Regions from separate parts of the Homo sapiens genome. Here region 1 is linked to region 2. Evidence: chromatin loops called from intact Hi-C (ENCODE). Cell type or tissue: Caco-2. All regions are shown on one strand. Links, peaks and the distances in the headings refer to the core of each region. The heading gives the core; the rest is flanking DNA.

The links. Peaks named below come from ENCODE experiments on the same cell type or tissue, not always from the same donor. Only the 100,000 strongest peaks of a DNase experiment are listed, where the experiment ranks them.
Region 1: it touches region 2 in a loop (8-fold over the local background); 4 of 110 quality-filtered maps call a loop at or near these places.

Annotation. Positions count from the first base shown.
Region 1 is chr10:16,668,490-16,673,873 of GRCh38, reverse strand. The region is part of intron 8 of RSU1 (Ras suppressor protein 1); the gene reads left to right. Among named protein-coding and RNA genes, the nearest start is that of RSU1, 150 kb to the left of the region's middle. In Caco-2, for the core only: no CTCF peak of the experiment used is centred there; a DNase peak (open chromatin) is centred at 3,093.
Region 2 is chr10:16,609,356-16,614,739 of GRCh38, reverse strand. All of the region lies in intron 8 of RSU1 (Ras suppressor protein 1), which reads left to right. Among named protein-coding and RNA genes, the nearest start is that of C1QL3, 90 kb to the right of the region's middle. In Caco-2, for the core only: no CTCF peak of the experiment used is centred there; a DNase peak (open chromatin) is centred at 2,289.

The DNA.
Region 1 (5,384 bases), core at 191-5,190, 59 kb before region 2:
AGCCCTTAAAATATGTGCGGGTTACGTTGGCAAGTCAGAAAAAGTACTTAGAGCCTGATCTCTGAACCTAAGGACCTAGGCAGAAGCGAGCATAAAGAGTCCCTCAGTCATCACGCAGTCTTTGGGTGCCAGAGGTCTCCTGATCAGCCCCATTGAGAAGCATCTGTGTGCTGCAGGAGGCTGTGCCGTTGCTCATCCTTCCACCTGCGTCATTTGAGATGGAGCCTGACCTGTTGAACACAGGGACATCCAGCGCCAGTCAGGCATGATCACGTGCTTCAAGAAACATTTGGCTTTTCTCCACACAGAAGAATCCTGTCAAGACAGGGCTTCTCCATTTGAGCTTAAATTTTCTCACAGATGGAATTAATTTCCTATATTGCTAAGAAAAATTCTCCCAGTCAAATTCCCATTGTTAATTAAGTGTTGAGGAGAAAATTGGTATTTTGTTTCTTTCTCCTAAAATGTGGAAATAACATGGTTTCATTTTAATTATGTATGGCACCAGTAAAAAGAAAAATTTGTAGCTGCTCTGTTCATGTTGGAGCAAATGTCCTGCTTTTGAGAATAAGTGTGGCTGCATGCTATACAAAAGAGAAACAGGGACTCCACAGCAATTGTCAGAACCACAGTATCACAGCGCTTCTGGTCTCTGAGTCCTACCAGGTACCGGAGATGAACGCTTCTCCCAGCGGGACTTATGGACCCTGAAGAAGCATTTCAATGGGGTCAAAGGACTTCTGAATACCCTCTAAGGAAATGTACAAAAACTATGAAGTGCCTTTTAATGAGGAGCAGGTGTAGCCTTGGAGAATAAGCTTGCCCTAGGAGACATGCTAGGTTCTCTTCCACCTGTAGACCAGTGGGTGTAAGCCTGGCCCTGGAAACAGGCTGCCTGGGTTCAAGCCCTACCCTTACCTTTTGCTAGCTTTGTGACATTGGGCCAGATAGATTTGTTTTTCTTTTAACATCTTTATTTGACAACAATTGGCATACAACAGACTACAATTAGGGTGTACAGTTTGATGCATTTGATAAATATATACATCTGTAAAACAATCAACTTAAGACAGTGAACAAATTCCTCATCCCCAAGGGTTTTTTTATGCCCATGTATAAACCATATTTCTCATTTGTGCCTCTCCCTTCATTTCCCCCATCCCCAGGCAACCACTGACCTACTTTCTGACTGTATGTTTGCATTTTGTAGAGTGTTCGATAAATATAGACATATAATGTGTACTCTATTTAAAAAAAAACAACTGGCTCCTTTCATTCAGCATAAGTATTTTGAGAGTCATTCATTCTTGTTCCATGCATCAGTAGTTGATATCTTTTCATTGCTGATTTGTAGTCCATTGTGTGGATATACCTCAGTTTGTTTATCCTTTTGCCTGCTGGTGGACGTTAGGCTTATTTCCAGTTAGGGGCTATTAGAAATAAAGCTGCTGTGAGCTTTTGTGTAAAAGTCTTTTGTTGAACATGTGCTATTGTTTCTCTTGGGTAAACACCTAGGAGTGGAATGCGTGGGTCATATGGCAGGTATGGATTTACCTTTTTTTTTGAGACAGAGTCTTGCCCTGTCGCCCAGGCTGGAGTGCAGTGGCGTGATCTCAGCTCACTGCAAGCTCTGCCTCCCGGGTTCACGCCATTCTCCTGCCTCAGCCTCCTGAGTAGCTGGGACTACAGGCACCCGCCACCACGCCTGGCTAATTTTTTTTTTTTTTTTTTGTATTTTTAGTAGAGACGGGGTTTCACCATGTTAGCCAGGATGGTCTCAGTCTCCTGACCTCATGATCCGCCTGCCTCAGCCTCCTAAAGTGCTGGGATTACAGGCATGAGCCACCGCGTCTGGCCAGATTTACCTTTTTAAGTAACTGCAAAACTGTAAAATAAGATAATCCTGGATTATCTGATATACAATTTCTCACTTAAAAGCCTTTGAGCCAGCCGGGCATGGTGGCTCATGCCTGTAATCCCAGCACTTTGGGAGGCCGAGGGGGGTCGATCACAAGGTTAGGAGATTGAGACCATCCTGGACAACATGGTGAAACCCCATCTCTACTAAAAAAATACAAAAATTAGCTGGGCATGGTGGTATGTGCCTGTAGCCCCAGCTGCTTGGGAGGCTGAGGCAGGAGAATTGCTTGAACCTGGGAGGTGGAGGTAGCAGTGAGCCAAAATCGCGCCACTGCCCTCCAGCCTCGCAACAGAGTGAGACTCCATCTCAAAAACAAACAAACAAAAAAAAACACCTTTGAGTCAGGTGTGGTGGTATGCGCATGTAGTCCCAGTTACTTGGGAAGCTGAGGTGGGAGGATCGCTTGAGCCCAGGAGATTAAGGATACAGTGAACTCAGATCATACCACTGTACTCCAGCCTGGACAACAGAACAAGACCCTGCCTCAAAACAAAAACAAAACAACCCCCTTTGGGGCCTTTGAGGAAATGACTAATTGCAGGTCCCTATCAGGAGAATGTAGAACAAAGCCTCAAACATCTTAACAATCCAGAAAGCAAGGGAGCTATCAAAGATTGTCAAAAGATCACACCTGTAATCCCAGCTCTTTGGGAGGACAAGGCAGGAGGATCACTTGAACCCAGGAGTTCCGAGACTAGCCTGGACAACATAGTGTGACCCTGTTTCTACCACATTTTCTTAATCCAGCCCACCATTGATGGGCACCTAGGTTGATTCCATGTCTTTGCAATTGTGAGTAGTGCTGTGATGAACATAGGAGTAGGTGTAAATTGTTCTACCACAAGGTTCTTTCATTTCAGTCATTTCAGGAGCTTTAACAGGGTTCTGGCTGGGTGTGGTGGCTCATGCCTGTAATCCCAGTATTTTGGGAAGCCGAGGCAGGTGGATCACCTGAGGTCAGGAGTTCAAGACCAGCCTTACCAACATGGTGAAACCCCTTCTCTACTAAAAATACAAAAAATTAGCCGGGCGTGGTGGTGGGCCCCTGTAATCCCAGCTACTGGGGAGGCTGGAGCAGGAGAATCACTTGAACCTGGGAGGTGGAGGTTGTAGTGAGTCAAGATTGTGCCGTTGGACTCCAGCCTGGGTGACAAGAGCAAGACTCAGGCTTAAAAAAAGAGGTTCTGTGGCGCTATCCATGGTGCTGACCAGTACTGACCAAGGGAACACCAGAAGAAAAAGAGGCAAAGCAGGGAGCATGAAAGATGAGTTTGGTCTTATGTGCACTAAATTTGAGGTTTTGGGAGACCCTTAAGTGGAGAGATATCTAATTGAGAATGTCTTATGGGCTTGGAATTCAGGAAGCAAGTTTAGGCTGGAGGTAGAACTTACCTTCCTGTGGCCAAGTCCTCCCAGAAACCCTGCTTTGATTAGTCACCAGCCTGGCAACCCCTCATTATGGTGCAGCCCAGAATACTGCAGCAACAGAATATTCTAGCTTCAGGGCCTTTTGCTTTGAAGAGGTAGGTTCTCAGTTTATCAATTCATGTCTGTGGGTATGCATTGCTAGCTGCTTTGAGGAGTTTTGTTTATCAGATTGAGTGGCCATATCTTGGATCTTACCATGGAATAAAAAGGGGTCTTTAGCATGTACGATTATGTAGCAAGCTCAGTGAACACTGTCGAAATCTATCTCTTTTCATTTTAGGCACCAAGCCAAGTTTGCTAGCCCCTGCGCTTTCTTCTGTAATTTAAAATGTTCTACGTTTTTCCTCCTTAGTTATTCTCCAGCATAAGCAATGGGAAGTAAACAATTCACCTGGTCAGCTTAGAAAACAACTTACTGAATTGATTTGCACTACATGGGCCTGAGTAGAAACTGCTTTATCTAGATCTTAGTTTTATAATTTGGGAGAAAAGATGGACCTAGACACCATTTGTGAGAGACTACAGTTTCTATGAACTCCTCTTAATCAGTCTATAAGGTAAGAAAGACATACTATATGCTATTAAATACCAGTACTTTTGCCTTCTTGCTCTGACTTTGGGCATGTAAGTATGAATAAAGAAGAGAAGATGAATTTACAATAGCAAAGACATGGAATCAACCCCAATGCCCATCAGTGATAGACTGGATAAAGAAAATATGGTACATATACACCATGGAATACTACGCAACCATAATATAGGAATGAGATCATGTCCTTTGCAGGGACACGGATGGAGCTGGAAGCCATTATCCTCAGCAAACTAACACAGGAACAGAAAACCAAACACCACATGTTCTCATTTGTAAGTGGGAGCCGAACAATGAGAATACATAGACACAGGGAGGGGAACAACACACACACATAAAACAAACAAAAAAAAGAAGATGAAGAAATGGCAGCTTTTGTAGATGAGTGTCACTGTTAGGAAGAGGGAGGTTTCTCTTTGATGATGTGGAAAGAAGACATTGGCTTGGCTTTCCCTGGGGTGGGTAAGTAGCCAAACACGGTGAAAGATCAGCAGCTGGTAGAAATTCCAAAAGGGGAATTAATGAAAAATGGTTAAAAAGCAGTATGGTGCTTTGGGGGGGGAAAAAAAACAGAAAATGTTAATTTCAAGAAGACAATACAACAGAAATCACATGGGCCTTTTAGAGTGAGGCAGGCCTGGGTTTGAATGACAGTTCTACATTCTGGGTGGTCACATGATCGTGAGCGCATTATTTTAATGCCCTGAATTTTTTTTCTTCTGTAACATATTAGGAGTTGCACGTTTGTAGGTCACACTGTGCACAGCTCTGGTCTAGCATTTGTTTTGGGAAAAATAAGATCTGATAGCAGAATTCTAACATTTGTATAAATGTTCCTCTTAACAGAAACTTACAAAGACTCTTTGTAATAGACTGCAGGTCAAAGTAGTGAGGCTTGAACCGCTACAGAAAGCACAACAGTATTAAAGGAAAAGTGCACCACCTCTTGGTGAATGAACATGTCTATGGCCATAACTATATATAAGATTATCTGAGAAGTTTGGTAACCTTAAACATATAACCAGCCATATTTGTACACAACAGGCTTTCTGAGGAGACATAGTTGCCTGGAATCATGTCAGTGGCTGATACTCTTGAAACGGCAAATTGACATCACAGTGGGAAAAGTGTAAACCACCATCAAAGACAGAAAATGAGGTCACTGCAGTGTGCCTCCTTTTATTTACAGATCTAGGAAAGTTAATAATGAGGGAGATCAGAGGAAGGGGAGTAGAAAGGAGACAAAATAGGAATGCTCTTGAAATTTATATCTGAGGACCTTTGTGACTGCACTGAGAACCAGGGAAAGCAGTAAAACTTGGGGGGAAAAAAAACCATGTTCAATTAAATCCTATTTCAAATGTTTTATGATGTTCAAATTTTATAGAATTATAAAGTTCAGGAAACCATAGAAATGATCTCATTTTCCTTGTTACTTTTTAGATG
Region 2 (5,384 bases), core at 297-5,296:
TATTGTCTGTCATCTAAGGCAGCTTGCTTTTTGTCTTCTGGTGCATATCAAAAAGTGGCTGTTTCCTCTTTTAAAAGCTTATTTTTAATTTTTGTGGGTACACAGTAGGTGTATGTATTTATGGGGAATATGAGATACTGTGGCTCAGGCATGCAATGTGTAATAATCACATCTTGGTATATTGGGTATCTATCCTTTTGAGCATTTGTCTTTGTTACAAACAATCCATTGATACTCTTATTTTTAAGTGTAAATTATTGATTACAATTCTCTTGTGGTGGGGGGACTATAGTGCCTCATTTAATTATTGTTCATTCTATTTTTTTTTTTAACCATTAACCATTGCTACTTTTCCTCCCAGCCCCCTACTACCCCTTCCAGCCTCCGGTCACCATCCTTCTCCTCTCTATCTCCATGAGTTCAATTGCTTTGATTTTTAGATCCCACAAGTTAGTAAGAACATGGACTACCTGGTTCTTGATTTAACATCTACAACATTTTCAGATTATTTTTGCTTGTTTACAGTTTTTATATGTTATACCTAATTTGAAATTTAGATATTGGTGAATTAACTGCTAAGCATGATTATTTCCATTAAGTACGGGGGAGCTTTGCTTACCTACTTTGTACTTCTTGTTCCTAAATGTTAGGGTTATATAGCTCATCTCAGCACTAACATTATTCCTTACCCATGTTTTGAACTTTTATTTTTCTGGCGTTAATGCTATTGCCCACAATCCCTGCGAGTACCCCTGAATCCGACCCAGTAGTTTTGCCTTGTAACCTCCAATTCCCAAGGAATATAGCCTGGCAATAGATTGTTTCATGTATTTTTACACACATGTGATCTTCATATCCATCAGTAGTTAGTCTTCTGCACTCACCAGAAGCAAGATGTCATGTCTGGGGAAAGGTTTGTTTTTTTTGTTTTTTTTTTTTTTAAAGAGCTGTAGACATTTTAATAAAAGTTTCTTCTCAGCTTTTCTCTGATGCATATCAGGAGGAAAGTATAGTAACAGAGAATATAGCATTACTGCAACATGCCTGTCTGAATACATTTCAGTTCATTGAGCTAGATTTCCCTGAAAAGGGAACATTCCCAGCCAAGTCTGCCCTAAAATCACAACCAAGGTGGCAAGCCCAGATTCTTGATGTCTGCCAGTGTCATTTTTGTAATATTTTATTCTCCAGCACAGTGGCAACCAGGATCAGAGCTAATAGTCTAATCAAAACGAAAGATGCCCAGGCTCAGATGGGGATGGGATGAAGCCCTACACCAAGTTAGAGTGGTGAAGTCCACTAGTGTTTCTGAACAAGGTGCCGACTCTTGGCATGAACCCACACAGTCTCTGAACCATTGTGCTGGTCATGACCACTGAGGCGTGGCAGGAAGGTGGTCTCTGTGGAGACTCACAGCCTGCTTACAAGCAATTCCAGGAGCAGGAAGCACAGAGACATATGGAAATTCCACTCTCATGCTTAATATACAACGTGCAAAATGAATTTTTCATATTGGCTTTTTTAAAAAATGGAAGAGTTCCAGCTTTGCCTCACTGGTGTGCCTTTTGGAGTTAGTGTCCTTTAAAGCAGCCAGAGGGGGAATAACTGTAATGTAAGCAGAGTGGTGTTTGCAAGTGAGAGCTGGGGGAGAGGCGATGATGATTTTGGAAACATTATTCTGGGTGTTGAATTGAACAAAGAGTTATTACTGAAGGAAAAAATACCCAGAAATGCATTGTTAATGCTCTCTCAGATTTGGGCCTGGAGAACCATACTGTGAACTGAGTGGAAGATAAATAGAGAGGAAAATAGCAAATTAAGGGGACAAATAACCAGGGGGAAGAGGAGGGGGGAAGGTTGCCTGCTGGCATCAGGAGAGGAGAATATATAACCAGTGTCTGATGCATTTCCTTAAGAATCAGTGTGTTTGCAAATTGCTCCATTGCATCTTAGCAGAATCTAATCTGGGTAACGAAGAGCTGACTAGCGAACATAGTTGGATGAATTCCCCAAGTACTCCTGAAATATAACAGAGCAAGGAACAGTATAATGAAAAATAACAGAGAGTGTAGCTGGAGGCTTAACTTATGATCAGTGTTCATTACAACAAATGACATTTTCACTGCAGAGTTACCGTAAGATTATTGACTCTTACGTAATATGGTTCCCATCTGAACAGATTCGAGAACAGCTTAGCCTGTGAATGGGAGAGCTGCAGAGGACTGAAGATATACTCAGTCCCCTTATTCATGTTTTCAGTTAGTCCTTGGGAGCTGCCTGTTCAGGACCATGGACAGAGCAAAAAGAGTTTGCACCTTCCTCCAGGCAGAATCTTGGTGATTGTCTTTGGCAATGACTGGCATGGTCATGTGTAATATTCAGTGAAAACCAGGCTCAGAAAGTGACTAAACTTGTTGGTAGTTTCATATCCAAGGCCTCCTCCTTATGTTCTCTGCCATTTGCTATTTTCCTCAAGCATACATATTGCAACATTTAAAAAATATATATCTCTTTGGAAAGAAACAGTGTTTTGTCTAAAACGTTGGGCACACAACCATAAGGCATATTGCAACTCTATGGCTTCAACCACATTTGAATGGACAACCCCAGTTCTGAGCGTAGTGTGGCATTGCCTTGGTTTATTGAGCACCTGTTTGATACCTGCTGAGCACTCTGTATTTCTGTTATTTTGTCCTCCCAACAACCCTATTGAGTTATGTGCTATTATTATCAGTCCTGTTTTATGGAGGATAAAGCACTTTTATCAGAGAGGTTAGGTAACTTGTCTAAGGGTACCCAGCTGCCAAGAATCACGAATGAATTTCAAAGTCATTTCTACCAGTCTGCTGTACATTATAACTTTCACACAGGTGCTGAACATAAAGAGAGATTCATTCATATTCATTCTCTCTCACTCTCTCTCGCTCTCTGGAAAAGCAGCCTGGATAGTAAGTCTATCCAGAAGCCTTGCTTTCACCCAGTATTCATGAGTCATACCAGCGTTGCTTGCTGTGTATTTTAAAAGTTAACTCTATACAGGTGTCTCCCATGAGAAAGGGTTTACTGTCACTATTAGCTGGAGGTGCAGATGTCAGCCCCCAGTACATGGGAGTTAGAAGCAGAGCAAGAGAACACAAAGAGGCCAGTGGGTGAGGGGCTGTCTTGTTGCAGGGAAAGAAGCAAAGTGGTATTTGGAAACAAATCAACAGTTGTCAAAAGAATAATGAAGACATCTATGGGAACTCAGTAGTAGCGTCTTCGGATCTCACCTTTTCTTTAGTTTTCAGTTGTGTATTTCTAAATTTTATGGGAAAAAAATTCCTCAACAAAGAATGGGGAAGTTAAAAAATACAGTTAGCCCTATTATAACCAGGGGATTTCTAAGCAGTTTATTGCCTTGTTTATAAAAGCCTGATTGGGACGTCCCTCCTCCTGGCCACTGCAGCCTATTCTGGAGACTTCCCTGCAGCCCGTCTTCCCTGGCAATGGGCCCAGAGGCTAGACGTAGTGTGGCCACTCGAGAAGGATCACAGCTGAGTGAGGAAGTCTGGTCCACCCTGGAAACGGCAAACTCATGAATGCACCCAAGCTGTAGTCACTGCTGCTTGAGCCCCCAGGGAGGGCCTCATGGATAATGCACTCTAGCCAGCCGGGCGCTGGGGACCTTTGGCTCTTAAAGCTGCTTTTATGTTTTTGTGCTTTGGGGGAAGAGAAGGACTGAACATATTTTCTCCAACCAAGTAGCATTTACGGGCTTCAGGAGTTATTCATTTTGGCTTAAAAACCTTTCCAATATCACAACTATTACAAATAAGGACATTGGGAAAATCTCTAGGTAAACGGGACTCTAGATAACAGATTTCCTGTGTGTATCCTTCCTTACTCGAAACCAGCAGTTTCCAGCCTTTTTGGCACCAGGCACCAGTTTTGTAGAAGACAGTTTTTCCATGGACCAGCAGGGTTGCGGGGAGATGGTTTTGGGATGTGTCAAGCACTTTACATTATAGTGTGCCTTATTTCTATTATTATTACATTGTAATGTATAATGAAATAAATATACAGTACACCATAATACACAATCAGTGGGAGCCCTGAGCTTATTTTCCTGCAACTAGACAGTCCCATCTGGGGGTGATGGGAAATAGTGACGGATCATCAGGCATTAGATTCTCATAAGGAGCGTGCAACCTAGATCTCTCGCATGTGCAATGGGGAGCAGCTGTAAATAAAAATGAAGCTTTGCTTCCTCGCCTGCCACTCACCACCTACTATGCAGCCCAGCTTCTAACAGGCTGCGGTTAGGTACCTGTCCACGGCCCAAGGGTTGGCCACCCGTTTTCTAAAGTATTAAAAGTAACCAAGTGCCAGGATGACAGGAAAGGGGCCGTCAGCCTTTAAAATGTCTTTCATCTAAGTACAAGAAGGTGGCTCAACTCCACCATATTCAGCTTGTCTATATCTGCTGTGCAGTAGCATAGCCACCAACTATAGGTGGCTCCTGAGCTGTTGAACTGTAGCTTGTCTGACGGACAGTGTGCTCTAACTCTAAAATACTCACCAGAGTTCAAAGACATAGTACTCAAAAAATCATTAAATTTATGTAATAAATTTACTAAATTATTCATCATCAAATTACAGATAACATAGATCATGAATCATTTTTAAATTGATGACATGTTGAAATGATATTTTGGCTATATTGGGTTAAATAAAATATGATATTAAAATTAATTCCATCCAGTCTTTTTTACTTTTATAATGCAGCTATGAGAAAATTTAAAGCTACATTCATGGCTCAAATTATATTTTGGACAGCGCTATTCTGCAGAGATATGTGGAATATGGAATGTGTCTCTGCAAATTGGACGTACTAATGTGTGTTTAAGAAGATTTTAGAAACAGCTTATGAGAAGAGAACTTAACTCACTCGAGGTATTCAGTGAGCAAATACTAAATAAAAGAGGGCTTGTTTTACCTTTTTGGGGAGATATGTTGGATGGAAATCTTCTTGGATGATCGTTTTTCAGGGAAGAATACTTTTCCATGAGAATATTGTTGGGGTAGTAGGAGACGATTGTTACAGAACATGGTTGGTTGACATTTGAAAATAACCATGGTGCACACTTTCCTTTGGAATGTTCCATCCAGTGTCGTCGTACGGGGCCCGGGAGGTGCTTGGCTTTGCAGACACCTGCTCCTCTGCCATCTCCACCCCACGCTTTTACTTCCACCTCGCTTTCACCAGCTGTATTTAGCATGCTCTAGCACCTTCCAGGGGTGTTTTGTGGGTGAGATTCTTAGATGAAACACTTTGGATTCTTGGATGCTAGGGGCTGTTATGACAAGCTTCGGCTCTTCCCTCCCCACCCACAGCCACAGTTTTG